Linked DNA regions of Homo sapiens: region 2 is linked to region 1. Evidence: chromatin contacts called from ENCODE Hi-C or POLR2A ChIA-PET data. All regions are on one chromosome and are shown on one strand. Each heading gives the region's core, a stretch centred on a gene start or an enhancer-like site at or near the end of the contact. The rest is flanking DNA. Distances are from core to core; before and after follow the strand shown. Region 1 overlaps LOC105374343 (a long non-coding RNA gene). Region 2 has its middle 19 kb from the start of CTBP1-DT.

Evidence for each region. A loop is a pair of places that touch in the nucleus more often than their neighbours do. ChIA-PET counts read pairs that join two places held with the same protein, here RNA polymerase II (POLR2A). Pooled maps may share reads with other maps.
Region 2: a map of MCF 10A shows a loop between it and region 1 (22-fold over the local background). The contact joins two enhancer-like sites. A Hi-C loop is called at or near these places in 1 of 168 maps with a recorded cell type or tissue (MCF 10A) and 4 of 50 pooled maps. POLR2A ChIA-PET finds 5 or more read pairs at or near these places in 1 of 52 experiments (AG04450).

The regions. Positions count from the first base shown.
Region 1 is chr4:1,038,924-1,046,531 of GRCh38, reverse strand. The region is part of intron 1 of LOC105374343 (a long non-coding RNA gene); the gene reads right to left. Among named protein-coding and RNA genes, the nearest start is that of FGFRL1, 31 kb to the right of the region's middle. RefSeq lists silencers at 4,432-4,613, 4,994-5,192 and an enhancer at 6,722-7,608. Within about 2 kb of position 2,796, at least 12 of the 41 ENCODE cell types and tissues checked have a DNase peak (open chromatin) inside an H3K27ac peak, as active enhancers do.
Region 2 is chr4:1,264,731-1,272,338 of GRCh38, reverse strand. No RefSeq gene overlaps it. Among named protein-coding and RNA genes, the nearest start is that of CTBP1-DT, 19 kb to the right of the region's middle. RefSeq lists an enhancer at 4,381-4,510. Within about 2 kb of position 4,503, at least 7 of the 41 ENCODE cell types and tissues checked have a DNase peak (open chromatin) inside an H3K27ac peak, as active enhancers do.

The sequences.
Region 1 (7,608 bases), core at 1,547-4,046:
GGCTGGGGAAGGGCTCGGGGATGGCTGGGGAAGGGCTCGGGGAGGGCTCGGGAGGGCTGCGGAAAGGCTCGGGAAGGGCTCGGGGAGGGCTCGGGAAAGGCTCGGGAAGGGCTCGGGAAGGGCTCGGGAACGGCTCGGGGAGGGCTCGGGGAGGGCTGCGGAAAGGCTCGGGAAGGGCTCGGGGAGGGCTGGGGAAGGGCTGGGGAAGGGCTCGGGGAGGGCTGGGGGAGGGCTCGGGGTGGGGGTGCTGGGGAAGGGCTCTGGGAAGGCTTGGGGAGGGCTCGGGAGTGGGTGTTGGGGAAGGGCTCTGGGAGGGCTCGGGGAGGGCTCGGGGAGGGCTGGGGGAGGGCTGGGGAAGGGCTCGGGGAGGGCTCGGGGAGGACTCGGGAAGGGCTCGGGGAAGGCTCGGTGAGGGTTCCGGAAGGGCTCGGGAAGGGTTCGGGGAGGGCTCGGGAAGGGTTCGGGGAGGGCTCGGGGAGGACTCGGGAAGGGCTCGGGGTGGGCTCGGGAAGGGCTGGGGAAGGGGTCGGGGAGGGCTGGGGGGTTGCTGGGGAAGGGCTCGGAGGCGGAGGGCACCAGGCACTGAGCCTCGCAGAGGCGGCCGATATCCTGAGAGCCTCCCTCGAGAGGCAGCTCGGCGGGCACCTCCTCCGCCAGACTCCGAACTCCAGATCTCACCACTGTCTTTGCACACCCTTCTCTGAAGCCCTGGAGAGGCCCCCATGTCCCCGCAGAGGGATGACCAGTATTGCAGACGCAGCGCACGGAAGAGCGCCCAGCCAGCTCTGGCACCCGCCCTGGCCAGAGTGCTGTGCCCGTTCGTACCGGGTCTGCTCAGGGCCCCCCTCCACCCACACCCCCATCAATAGAGCCTTTTGTGACTTTCAGCTGGGAAAGAATTCCACACTTAAAGAAAAGTTAACGATATTAGCGTTGATGCCAGAACCCGGCTGCCCTAACACGGATTCCCCCACTGTTGATGGCTTGTCTGTTTGCTTTGTTGTGCGGGCTGCACACACCCACAGTCATGTGCAGGACTCGGGTAGTTCCTGGGATTGGCCCTGCTCTTGGCCTGCCACAGACGCGTGGCCACCTTGGCCGTGATGCCAGGATGGGGCAGGTACCTACTGCAGAGACGGACGTTCCCACCCCGACTTTCTCCTGGCCTCAAGCGGCTGGGGCTGCTGGGCAGCGTCCTTCCTGGCCACGCCAGGCTGAGAGCAGTGCAGAGCCAGGACCCCAGGGGCCGGGACCTGCAGTTTCCACCCATGTAGGGAAGGGAGGCCATTGCCATTATCACCAGGGTCTCCACAGGCACCAGGGTGAGGATGACCAGAGCCATTGGAAATCAGACAAAGCCTGGAATCTTGGGGGAAGCAGAGGCCACCCCTGGCCTGCACTGTGGGGAGGGGCTCAGGGCTCAGATGCCTCTCAGGGCCACTGTTCCTCGGGCCAGGCTCATTCAGACACATGGCTGGGTCTGATCACAGTCTCAGGCGATGGGCATGGGGCAGGGGTCTGAGGCTGGGAACAGACAGCCCCTCTCCGAGTCTGGCAGGAGGGCAGCTCAGGAGCTGGCCTGGGCCAGTGGCTGCCCCCAGGCAGGGCCAGGTGATTCCGGAGGCAGCAACAGATGTTCTCCAAAGCTGCCTCTGAGACAGGACCAGGGCTGCAGGGTTCATCCCTCATTTTTCCAAATGTAGTAGACTTAAATCATCACCATATTTACTTGGAAAACTGCTTTCACAAGAGCCCATATGACCGCAGGAACAGAAAAACACCCATGGCAGTGAGGTTGCTTTGGCGGAACCCGCCAGGTGGCCCCACCAGGGCTCACAGCGCAGGAATTGCCTTAAATAGGGCAGCTCCAGCTCCAGCAGAGCAGAGGACACCCCAGCTCCGTTCCCAGTCATCCAGGCAGCAGAAAGCAACACAGGACCTGGCTCCGTCCTCACGGAACGTGTGGGCTGGGAAGGCCTCACATGCCTGGCAAGGGGCTGGGGCTCCCCAGGACCTTCAGAGCACCAGGCACCTACCCTGGCAGCTGGGGAGAGTAGGACTTACGGGACCTTCATCTGCTCCAGACCCTCAGAGCTGCGTTTTCCCCAAGGGAAGGGAAACATGGCTGCAGGAACTCAGGAGGGCTGGAAAGAATGTGGTTCTTGGACTTACGGACCTTCAGAAACCTCAGGAATCCACTCTCAGGAAATGTCTTTTCTGCCCTCATAGAAACACTGAGAAATGTGGCCTTAAGCCCGATGGAGCCCGGGGCTGCCTGCGATCAGGCACCGGAGGGCTCGGACCTGCAACTAGGGTGGGTTGGGGGGCTTGGCGCCAGAACACCAGGATGAGAGGGGCCGGGCTCAGCGCAGCTCAGCGCCTCCGGGGACCACGTGGTGGCTGGTTCAATTCACGTGAGGCTTGGAGAGCAGGGTTTAAGAGGGTCCCTCAAACCAAGCAAGAGAGCAGAGGGAGTACTGCGGAGCCAGGGCCAGCAGTCTGCGTTCAGAGCAGCCCTGCTCCCGGCCACCCCGTTCCGGCTGCCTCTCCCGCCCCCAGGTCCCTGCCCCCTGCTCTGCCGTTCCTGCCCGGCTGCAGCTCACCCCAGGCCCGTCCGGCATGGAAGGGGAGGCCCTGGGCTGGGGCGGGGGGTGTCCGTGAGTCAGCAAGTGACCAAGCAGGGGTTGCATCACCTCGATGACTCGCACGCCTCCCTGCAGAGGGTCCCGCGGCTGACTCAGGAAGGGGATGAGTGATGGGTGTGAGTCATCACTCGCGGAGCCAGTGGTCACTGGAGGCGTCCAAACACAGACTCTCAGTGTTGGAATTGGCAGGAGCTGTGGGGATGGACACACTCAGTCTGTGGCTGCAGTCGGGGAAACCAACGCCCTGCTCCCCATGCAGCCTGCACACCGCACCCAGGAAGCCTGCCTCTCCTGGACAAGGTCCTCCACAGCTCCCTTTGTCCTCAGTATGTGGACCCTTTGGGGTGTGGCCCAGCCCCTCCTGACCCCTTAGGGCACACCCCAGCCACAAAGCACCACACGCGGCCACCCAGGTCTCAGGCAGCCTGGGAAATGTGTCTGTGCATCACTGCTCTGTGCCAGTGGACACGTGTGTGCGCGTGCATGTTGGTGTGCAGATGTGTGTATGCATGCATATGTGTGCATGTAGGTGTGTACATGTATGTGTGCGTGTAGGTGTATGTAGGTGGTGTATGTAGGTGTGTGTATGTGTATGTGTATATATGTGTGCACGCATGTATATGGGGTGTGCATGTGGGTGTATATGTGTGCCTGTGGGTGCATGTAAGGGTGGGTGTGTGTATGTCAGTGTGCAGGGGTGGGGGGTGTGCATGTGTGTTGTGTGCGGGGGTGGGTGGGTACGCGTGTGTGGGTAGGTGTGCGGTGGTGGGTGTGTGTGTCAGTGTGTGGGTGTGGGTGTGTGGGTGTGTGTGTGTCAGTGTGCAGGGGTTGGGGGTGTGCATGTGTGTGTCAGTGTGCAGGGGTGGGTGGGTGGGTGTCTTGTGCAGATGTGTGTGTGTCAGTGTGTGGGGGTCGGTGTGTGTGTGTCTGCGGGGGTGGGTGTGTGGGTAGGTGTGTGTGTGTCAGTGTGGGGGTGGGTGGGTGTGTCAGTGTGCAGGGGTGTGTGTCGGTGGGGTGGGTGTGTGTCAGTGTGCAGAGGTGAGTGGGTGGGTGTGTGTCAGTGTGCGGGGGTGGGTTGTGTGTCGGTGTGCGGGGATGGGTGGGTGTGTGTTGGTGTGTGGGGTGGGTGTGTGGGTAGGTGTGTGTATCGGTGTGCGGGGGTGGGTGTGTGTCTGTGCGGGGGTGTGTGTCAGTGTGCAGGAGTGGGTGTCAGTGTGCAGGAGTGGGTGTGTGTCAGTGTGCGGGTGTCACTGTAGGTGTGTGTCGGTGTGGGGGGTGGATGTGTCAGTGTGTGGGGGTGGGTGTGTGTCAGTGTGCGGGGGGTGTGTTTGTGGAGGTGTGTGTGTCGGTGTGTGTGTGGGTGTGTCAGTGTGCGGGGGTGTATGTGGAGGTGTGTGTGTCGGTGTGTGTGTCGGTGTGTGTGTGGGTGTGCATGTGTAGATGTGCGTGTGTGCATGTGTGGGTGTAGGTGTGGAAGTGGGTTGGTGGGGGTTGGGTGGGGGTGGGTGTATATTTGTCTGTGTGTTGGTGTGTGGGGGTGGGTGTGTCTGTGTGTGTGTGTGTAAACTTCTGCCCAGTCCCTGCTGGGGGGCACTCTCAGACTCAGTATTTGGGGAGGCTGAGGGAGTTGAGGAGAGCAGCAGGACCCTGGACTTGGAGAACGGTTTGGAGGACGGTGGTCTTTGGTGGCTGCTCAGCTCCTTATGGCCCCAGGTGCAGGTGACTTGGTCCTGACTCCATGTTTCCTGCCAGCAGGGGAGTGTGGCCTGGTGGGTGGGGGCCCCCAGGGGAGGTAGGGCTTGCGGGAGTGTGGATACCCGGCTCCTTCGGGTGTGGCGGCACCAGTGTCCCTCCTGCCCGCTGTGCTGGTTGCTTCTCTTACTTTGCTCCCACACGGGATGTCTCCCTTTATTCTATTTTCACTTGCAGTGCTTCTGGTTTCTCCACTTTTACATCTTAGACTGAAACTTGGCAGAAAACGATGCACGATAGGATGTTTCTGAGCCAAGACCCCTTTGAGGACAGGCTGGCTGCTGATTCGAGAGCACGGCCCAGAGCATTCAAGGAGAACATCCTTGCTGTTGGGTTTGTTTTCTTTGCAGAGTGGAGCTGTGGAAGCCGACGGACACTCCTGGCTGGCTGCAGCCAGGCAGCGCAGAGGGAGGTGCGTGTTGGCAAACGTTTGTAACGCTCACTGAGCGGTGAGCAAGACGGGGCGTCGTGCTCGCCTTTTGTGAAAAGGAACAAAAGTGCTGCCGGATTCCTGGCCTGGGTGGAGCCCCATTCACATGACCCCCAGGGGCTGGGGTCACCCCCTGAGGTCCCTCCGTGGCTCCTCGCCTGCTCCGGTGGGGCTGGGGGAGGTGGCTTAGCTGAGGCTGCACCTCCGGGGGAGGAGCTGACAGGCGCCAGCACACACATGCAGGGGTGTGTGTGTGTGTGTGTGTGTGTGTGCACTCGCCAGCGCCTCCCCCCGGGGGGTGCAGCCTCAGCTAAGCACACACACACACACACCTACATGCACACATGTGCACCGACACACACACATGCACACACAGTTCTAGAATGACCACCCTCACCACCTCAAGACTGGCCATCGGAGGGGCCACACTCAGAGGCACGGCGGCTCGAGTGGCCAGCGCCAGCAGGCGGGAGCAGCAGGAGGGGAGCGGGTGCCGCCAGCCCTGCGGTGGCCGTGGGCCTGCCACCCATGAGGCCGAATTGCTCATGGAACTCATGGCCCCAGCTCCAGCCCTGTGGAACCAGCGGCCCTCCCACCCTCCACAGGGGCAGCTGAGCTTCCAAAGGCGAAGGCTGGAATCCAGTCCTTGGAACAATTTCCAGATGTTTTTGGCGTTAAAGTGCCTCCTGTGAAACTGGGGGTGCAGCCGGGCTGCCAGCCTGGGGTCTCCGGTCTACCCAGTGGGCACTTTTGTCATTTGGTCTGGCAACCATGCCACTCTGAAGAATGCTCTCTGCCCTCCAAGGAGAGCAGCCAGCCAGCGGGAGGCCTGTGCCGGGCAGTGGGCACGGGCCCTGACCCCAGCTTGGGGAGGGGCCTGGCATGGCAGGAACATCCTTACAGGCCCCAAAGCTTTAGCACAGTGGGAAGAGTGCACGGCACCTCTGAGCCTGCTCCCCAGGGGCACTAGGCCAACCAGGAGCCTGCCTGCCAGCACCCTCCGCAGCCCACCCTGCCTGGGTGGACAGACGGAGGCAGCCTGGGACCCCCTTGCCACGTGCCCCTCTGCAGTCCTGGTCACCCCATTGTTCAAGGGGTGCTAGGACCCTGAGCACTGCCCTGACCCTAGGCAGTAGGGAAGTGAGGGACACACACACGAGAACACACACGCCATCCACACACACACACACACACGAACGCACACGCCATGCACACACACAGAGCACCCACATGTGCACTTGCTCAAGTGTGCACAGACGCACGTGCATGGAAACCCCAGTACACGTGTACATCCCCACTCATGCACATGTACACACACACACACGAAACCCCAGCCCCACACACAACTACAGCACCAGGTGACACCTTTGCAGAAAAGGGATCGTGAAGCCTCAGACCCAAGTCAGGACTCAGAGCCCGGAAGCCTGTGTCTGCACCGGGCTCCCTCGCCTCCTGCCAGTGAGGCCCTGCCAGGCTGGGGAGGTGCCTGAGGGAGCGGCAGGAATGCAGAACCTGGGCACACCTGGGAGATGAGGCCTCCTACAGCCAGGCTCCCTGACCACGGTGTGGGCTGCAGCCTGCCATGGCCAGGTGCTGCCCATTTCAGGACCGAGGGTTCCTCAGTGACAGGCCCACAGGCTCCAGGCCACAAGGACCTCAGTTTCCCCACCTCCCTGGACCTGGGCTTGGGCCCCAGTTGCCCATCTAGGTGGCAGGGGCCCAGTGTCCCTAGGCTGTGACAACAGGGCTGCTCCCCAGAACTGCAGCACCAACCCTCCCCTCCCAAGGCCCCCAGCCCCTCACTCCCACTGGGCCGGGTGCCCACCCTCCACAGGGCCGGCAGGAACAACCACATTGGCCTGGTGAGCACTCGTTTGGGAAACTGGATATATTTGCAATTTTTAAAACGCTCAGAGCCAACATTCAAAATGGGGCTGTTTTTCCAGTGGAAAATGTAACATGAGCCCAGAACCACTCCCGCTCACACAGAGGCCCGCCCCCACCACCACCGCCACGCCTGGGCCAGGGCTTTACTCAGGGCCAAGCCTGGCCAGCTCCTGCGGCCCCGGCCCAGCACCCGCCACCCCCCCACACACCTGAAGCCTTCAGACCAGTGTGCAGGAGAGGCTGAGGGCAGCTGCCCAGGGCAGACAAGGGCGCAAGGGGCAGGCAGAAGGCCCTGAAGACCCCCCGCCATGGCTGGGTAGGCTCTGTCTCAGGGGTGTTCAATCAAATCAAGGGCCGCTTGGCCTCATACAGCCAGGCCCCTCTGCCCCCCAGGTGCCACAGAGAACCCGGCAACCACAGGGCAGACCCTTCCCCTCCACGGGGCCCCCATGGCCGACACACCCTGGACGAAGCCAGCAGGAGTGAGGTTGCCTCTGGGGTCTGTGGGCCCAGGTGCTACCCGACATGGTGGGACCCCGTTGCTCCCACACTCCTGGGGCAGCTGGGACAGCCGCTGTGACCTTCCCGCCTCAGAGGGGCTGTGCCCACCAGGCTGGGTAAACCTGTGACTGCTCATCCTCCTGGAAGGAGGACATCACCCTGCCACCAGCTTCAGCAACAAACACAGAAGACAACAGCTGTGACTGCAGCCTCTCCTGACACCCGGGAAGAGCTTCCCGAAGGCAGCGCGCCCAGTGCTTTGTGGATGTTTGTGGAGAAGATCAAATAAATGGTGGCCCTTTGAGACCTCAGCTGCGGTGCTGGGCAGAACATCAGAGAAGGCCCGGGTGCAGGGCTCACGCCTGGAATCCCAGCACTTTGGGAGGCCGAGGC
Region 2 (7,608 bases), core at 3,254-5,753, 220 kb before region 1:
ACACATCCAGAACCCCACCCAACAGCAAAACCCACTGAAACCTAACAGACATACTCAGAGCCCCCACCCAACAGCAAAACCCACTGACACCTAATAGACACATCCAGAACCCCCACCCAACAGCAAAACCCAATGAAACCTAATAGACACATCCAGAACCCCCACCCAACAGTAAAACCCACTGAAACCTAATAGACACATCCAGAACCCCCACCCAACAGCAAACCCAATGATACCTGATAGACACATCCAGAACCTCCGCCCAACAACAAAACCCAAGTGTGCACAGGACATGCTCCAGGATAGACCATATATTAGCCACAAGTTAGGCCTGAGTAGATTAAAAAGGATCGATATCTGTGATGGTTGACACTGAGTGTGAACTTGATTGAAGGATGCAGGGTGTTAATCCTGGGTGTGTCTGTGAGGGTGTTACCAAAGGAGATTAGCGTTTGAGTCAGTGGACTTGGGAAGGCAGACTCACTCTTAATCTGGTGGGCACAATCTAATCAACTGCCAGCAAATATAAGGCAAGCAGAGAAACATGAAAGGTTGAGACTGGCCTAGCCTCACAGCCTACATCTTTCTCTGTGCTGGATGCTTCCTGCCCTCGAACATCAGACTCCAAATTCTCCAGTTTTGGGACTCGAACTGGCTCTCCTTGCTCCTCAGCTTACAGATGGCCTATTGTGGGACCTTGTGATTGTGTAAGTTAATACTTAATAAACTCCCCTAATATAGCCTATTAGTTCTGTCCCTCTAAGAGAACCCTGACTAATACAGTATCATACAAAAGAATCTCTCTGACCATCACAGTATGAGGTTAGAAATCAGTACCAGAAGGAAAATTGAAAAATTTACAAAGTTATGGAAATTATTTTAAATAAGACTCTCTTAAACAACCAGTTGGTCAAAGAAGAAATTGCAAGGGAAATGAGAACATAATTAGAGATACATGAAAATAAAAACACAATATACCAAAATTTAGGGAATGCAGTAAAAGCAACACTCAGAGGGAAGCTGATAGCTATCAATGCCTATGTTAAAAAGAAGAGTACAAAGACTGGGAACCAACCCAAAAGCCCATCAGTTATAGACTGGATAAAGAAAATGTGGCTTGTGGCCGGGCACAGTGGCTCACGCCTGTAATCCCAGCACTTTGGGAGGCCGAGGCGGGTGGATCACGAGGTCAGGAGATCGAGATCATCCTGGCTAACACGGTGAAACCCCATCTCTACTAAAAATACAAAAAAAAAATTAGCTGGGCATGGTGGCGGGCACCTGTAATCTCAGGTACTTGGGAAGCTGAGGCAGAAGAATCACTTGAACCTGGGAGGTGGAGCTTGCAGTGAGCCAACATTGCGCCACTGCACTCCAGCCTGGGCGACAGAGCGAGACTCTGTCTCAAAAAAAAAAAAAAGAAAAGAAAAGAAAAAAAAAGAAAATGTGGCACATATACACCATGGAATACTATGCAGCCATAAAAAAGGATGAGTTCATGTCCTTTACAGGGACATGGATGAAGCTGGAAGCCATAATTCTCAGCAAACTAACACAGGAACAGAAAACCAAACACCGCATGTTCTCACTCATAAGTGAGAGTTGAACAGTGAGAACACATGGACACAGGGAGGGGAACATCACACAGCAGGGCCCATCGGGGGTGGGGAGCAAGGGGAGGGAGAGCATCAGGAGAAATACCTAATGCATGAGGGGCTTAAAACCTAGATGACGGGTTGATCGGTACAGCAAACCACCATGGCACATGTATAGCTATGTAACAAACCTGCACATTCTGCACATGTATCTCAGAACATAAAGTAAAATAAAAATAAAAATTTAAATTTAAAAAAAGAAACAATAACAACAACAAAAAAGAAGAATGATCTCAAATTAATAACCTAACTTACATCTTAAGGAACTAGAAAAAGAAGAGCAAACTAAACCCAAAGCTAGCAGAAGCAGGGAAATAATAATTAGCAGAAGCAAGAAAATAATAGAGAAGAGATAGAGAAAATACAGGCCAGGTGTGGTGGCTCATACCTGTAATTCCAGCACTTTGGGAAGCCAAGGTGGGAGGATCGCTTGAGCCCAAGGAGTTTGAGATCAGCCTAGCCAACATGGTGAAACAGGGTGTGGTGGCATGTGCCTATAGTCCCAGCTACTTGGGAGACTGGAGGTGGGAGGATCACTTGAGCCTGGGAGGTCGAGGCTGTAGTGAGCCATGATTGCACCACTGCACTGAGGCCTGGGTGACAGAGAGAGACCCTGTCTCAAAAAAAGAAAAAAAATAGAGGAAATTAATAAAACCAAAAGTTGATTTTTTAAAAAATATCAATACAATTGATAAACCTTTGCGTAGACTGACAAAGAACAAAAAGAGAAGACACAAATAAAAACCAGAAGTGAAACCAGATGTGAAAATGGCCTTATAGAAATAAAAAGGATTATTAGAGAATATGTCAACAATTGTATTCTAACAAATTAGATAACATAGGAGAAATGAACAAATTCCTTAAAACACACATTAACCTAAATGGACTCAAGAAAAAGTAAAAAATCCCAACAGACCTATAACATGTAAAGAGATTAAATCAGTGATTTGTTTTAAATTACTCATTAACCTTCCAGCACAGAAAAGTCCTGGGCCATATGGCTTCACAGGTTAGTTCAACTAAACATTTAAAGGAAAATTAATACCAGTTCTTCTCAAATGTTTCCAAATAGTTGAACAGGAGGAACACTTCCTAACTCATTCTATGCAGCCAGCATTACCCTAATACTGAAACAAGATAAAGACATTCATGGAAAAGAAAAGTACAGACCAATACCACTTACAAATACAGATGCAAAATCCTCAGCAAAATATTAGCAGATTGAATGCAACAGCATCTTAAAAGGATTGTTCATCTACTCATCATGACCAAGTTAAATTTATCTAGGAATGCAAGGATGGTTCAACATGAGAAAATCAATCAATGTAATACACCACATTAATAGAATTAAGGGAAAAAAATCCACATAATTATCTCAATTTACACAGAAAAAGTATTTGACAAAATCTAATACCTTCCATGATTTAAGAAAGAAAAGCTCAGAAAACTAAGAATGGAAACAAAATTTCTCAACATGATAAAGGGTATTATGAGAAACCCATAGCTGGGCAGGCATGGTGGCTCATGCCTGTAATCCCAGCACTTTGGGAAGCTGAGTTGGGATGAACACTTGAGCCGAGGAGTTCAAGACCAGACTGGGCAACATAGTGAAGGCTCGTCTCTCAACAAAAAAATATTTAAAAATTTGCTGGGCATGGCAGTACACACCTGTGGTCCCAGCTACTTGGGAGGCTGAGGTGGGAAGATCACTTGAGACCAAGAGGTGGAGGTAGCAATGAGCCAAGATTGTGCCATTGCACTCCAGCTGGGACTACGAGCAAGATTCTGTCTCCAAAAACAAAAACAAAACATGGCTGTGGGTGGTGGCTCATGCCTGTAATCCCAGCACTTTGGGAGGCTGAGGCAGGCGGATCACCTGAGGTCAGGAGTTCGAGACCAGCCTGACCAACATGGAGAAGCTCAGTCTCTACTAAAAATACAAAAAATTAGCCGGGTGTGGTGGTGCATGCCTGTAATCCCAGCTACTTGGGAGGCTGAGGCAGGAGAATCGCTTGAACTCAGGAGGCGGAGGTTGCAGTAAGCCGAGATCGCACCCATTGCACTCCAGCCTGGGCTACAAGAGTGAAACTCCGTCTCAAACACACACACACACACACACACAGAGCTAACATCATACTCAGTTGTGAAAGACTGAAAGCTTTTCCCCTAAGGTCAGGAACAAGGCTCTCACCACTACTATTCAACAGCATACTGGAAGTTGTACCAATGCTATAGACTATGGGCGGCAAGCCACCCAGGTGCCGAGGCAAGAGACCAAGGGCACGAGCTGTTCCAGTGTAATAAAATACATAAATAACAAAAGTTATACTAAATATAGATCATAGATATAATTATATATGAATATCATTAATCATTAGTTTGTAGCAATTACTCTTTATTCCAATATTATAATAATCCTTGCTCTACAATTACAACCTAGGAAAAACCAGGCCATACAGAGATAGGAGCTGAAGGGGCACGGTGAGAAGTGACCAGAAGAGTATGAGCCCTCTGTCACTCCCAGACAGGGCCACTAGAGGGCTCCTTGGTCTAGCGGTAACGCCAGCATCTGGGAAGATGCCCATTACCAAGCAGACCATGGTCTAGCTGTAGCATCAGTGCCAAGGAAAAGCACCCGCTACTTAGCAGACTGGGAAAGGGAGTCTCCCTTTTCCCAGGGGAGTTTAGAGAAGACTCTGTTCCACCACCTCTTGTGGAGGGCCTGACATCAGTTAGGCCCGCCCGCAGTTATCTGGAGGCCTAACCATCTCCCTGTGATGCTGTGCTTCAGCGGTCACGCTCCTGTTTCACTTTCATGTTCCACTCTGTACACCTGGCTCCGCCCTCTAGACAGCAGTAGCAAAATTAGTGAAAGTATTAAAGTCTTTGATCTTTCTAAAAAGAGCATAGAAAAAATAATGACCTAAGCTGTCCTCTCTCTCTCCGCTTTGGCTACCTAACAGGGAAGGGCCCCCTGTCCAGTGGACACATGACTCACATGACCTTATCAATCATTGGCGATGACACACTCTTTACTCTTTTGCTTTGTATCCAATAAATAACAGCACAGCCAGGCATTCGGGGCCACTACCGGTCTCCACGTCTTGGTGGTAGTGGTCCCCCGAGCCCAGCTGTCTTTTCTTCTATCTTTTTGTCTTGTGTCTTTATTTCTACAATCTCTTGTCTCCACACATGGGGAGAAAAACCCACAGACCCTGTAGGGCTGGCCCCTACATAGACAAAAAAAGAAATGAAAAACACCCAAATGGATGGGAAGTGGTAAAACGATCTCTATTTGAAGATGACATAATCCTACATATAGAAAATCCAAAAGAACCCACAAGAAGGTACAATAGCTCATAAACAAATTCAGCAAAGTTACAAGATCAACACATCAAGACCAACACGCAAAATTCATTTGTTTCTGTGCATCAGTATTGAACAATTCAAACAGGAAATTAAGTAAACAATGCCATTTACAACAAGATCTAAAAGAATTAAATACTCAGAAATAAGTCTAACCAAGGAGGTGAAAGACTCGTATGCTGAAAATAGAAAAGATTGCTAAAAGAAATTAAAGAACACCTAAATAAATGGAAAGACATCCCATATTCATGGATAGGAAGACTTAATATTGTTAAGATGTCAATACTACCCAAAGTGATCTACAGATTCAACACAATGCCTATCAAAATTCCAACAGCCCTGTTCAAAGAAATAAAAGTAGATTCTCAAGTGTATATGGAATTGCAAGGGACTCCCAACAGCTTAAATATGAGGAATTTAAGGCCTTTTAAACAACAGGAATATTTATTTAAGATCATGCCTAAGTCTTCTCAGGGAATCTTCTGGAGAGGGAACTTTCCAGGGACGCCTTGGATCCTCATGATGTTGGTGCTTGGTGTGGTCTGGGAGGGCCTAAGTGTTCTCAGGGAATCTTCTGGAGATGGAACTTTCCAGAGATGCCTTGGATCCTTCTTCTGGAGAAGGAACTTTCCAGGGATGCCTTGGATCCTTATGACGTTGGTTCTTCATGTGGTCTGGGAGGGCCTAAGTGTTCTCAGGGTATCTTCTGGAGATAGAACTTTCCAGAGATTCCTTGGATCCTCATGATGTTGGTGCTTGGTGTGGTCCAGGAGGTCACTAGAAGGGAAGTGGTCCTTCTATTCTCATCCTCTTGATTTTTAGATTATGTCTTGTCAACATTAACAGATGTGACTGAAAAGGCAACTTTACTCAGAATTCTGTGCAAATGTCACAGAAGCTATCACTTTATCGTGAAGGATGTAAATTCAGGGTTTTTCATTGTTGTTGGTGGTGGGGTGTGTGTGTGTGTGTGTATAGGTGTGTTTAGAATCAGGGTCTTGCTCTGTTGCCCGGGCTGGAGTGCTGTGATGCACTCTTAGCTCACTATAACTTTGAACTCCTGGGCTCAAGTGATCCTCCTACCTCAGCCTCCCTAGTAGCTAAGACTATAGGCATGCCCACTACACCAGGCTAATTTTTAAAATTTTTTTTTTAGAGGCAAGGTCTCGTTATGTTCCCCAGGCTGGTCTTGGACTCCTGGCCTCAAGTGATCCTCTATCTCAGCCTCCCAAAGTGCTGGAATTACAGGCATGAGCTATGATGCCTGGCTGCAAATTCAGTTTGATCCCAATGCAGTGTGTTGGGGAACAGAAGACTCAGAGGACTAATGAGGAGTCCAGTATGTAGGATATTGGACCCCCAGGCCCTTTATGGGCCACCATTCCATGTGTGCATAAAATGACAACTTACCATGTTGAAATGTTTTACCGTTACTGCCAAGTGAAGTCTTCACTTTTCAAGATCTCGAGGGAAAGGGACCGGATGTATTTATGTAGCAGGGAGTTCTGGGAAGCATTGGTCCTGGGAGCTATGGCAGGACCAGCAATGACACCACGTGGTGCTCTGTGAGGCCCTGAGGAGAATCCCCTGCTGGTGGGTGGGGGTGGGGGTCGGGGGCTGGGTCTCAGCTCAAGGCCTCCCATTATGCGCGTTCTCCACACGGAAACCTGGCCTCTGTGGTGCAGCTCCTCTGCACAGCTCAGATCTTCGGTGCCACGTCACGGGATCCACAGGTACCCCGGAACCCTGGCCGCAGCTGGACACCTTTAACCTTGGGTGTGGAGGCTTCCTGTGGAGTGGCCAGGTCATCACGCTCAGGGAAGCCTTCCACCACTGGCAGCAGTCTCTGGTCATGTCTGAGACCTGCTATGTCCTATAATTTCTTCTGGCCCCACATGGTCCCCTGTCTGGCAGTGCCCACGTCTTGGCCACCCTGATGCTGGTGGTTCTGGAACTTTCCAGAGGGTTCCAGCTGGTTCTGTTTTAAGGATAGAAACCATCAAAGAACAAAATTTCAGCAAATTGAGTTTTGAGATGGAGTCTTGCTAGGTTGCCAGGGCTCTGGGCTTAAGCGATCCTCCCACCTCAGCCTCCTGAGTAGCTGGGACTACAGGTGTGCACCACACACCCAGCTTAATTGTCTTTTATTAGTAATTCATGAACTGGGCAGCACCCAGCCTGCAAAACAGACAGGAGCTCCTTTGGGCATGGCAGCTGACCAGCCATGACAAGGCAGCTTCAGTAGCAAGGACCATCACAGCACAAGCAGCCCGGCTCTCCTGAGGCTATTTTCCTTGTATGGATTGACTTCCTGATTATGCCGGCTTGGGTTGACTGGGCCCCTTTTGATTGGTTGCCATGAATCTTCTGGTTTTTGGAAAACTGGCCCATTTGGGGATTTCTCGTGGTGTTTTTTGTTTGTTTGTTTGTTTGAGACAGGTTGTTGCTCTGTCACGCAGGCTTCAGGGCAATGGCTCAGTCATGGCTCACGGCAGCCTCCATCTCCTGGGCTCAATGGATCCTCCCACTCCAGCCTCCTGAGTAGCAGGGACCACAGGCGTGTGCCACCACCCTCAGCTAATTTTTT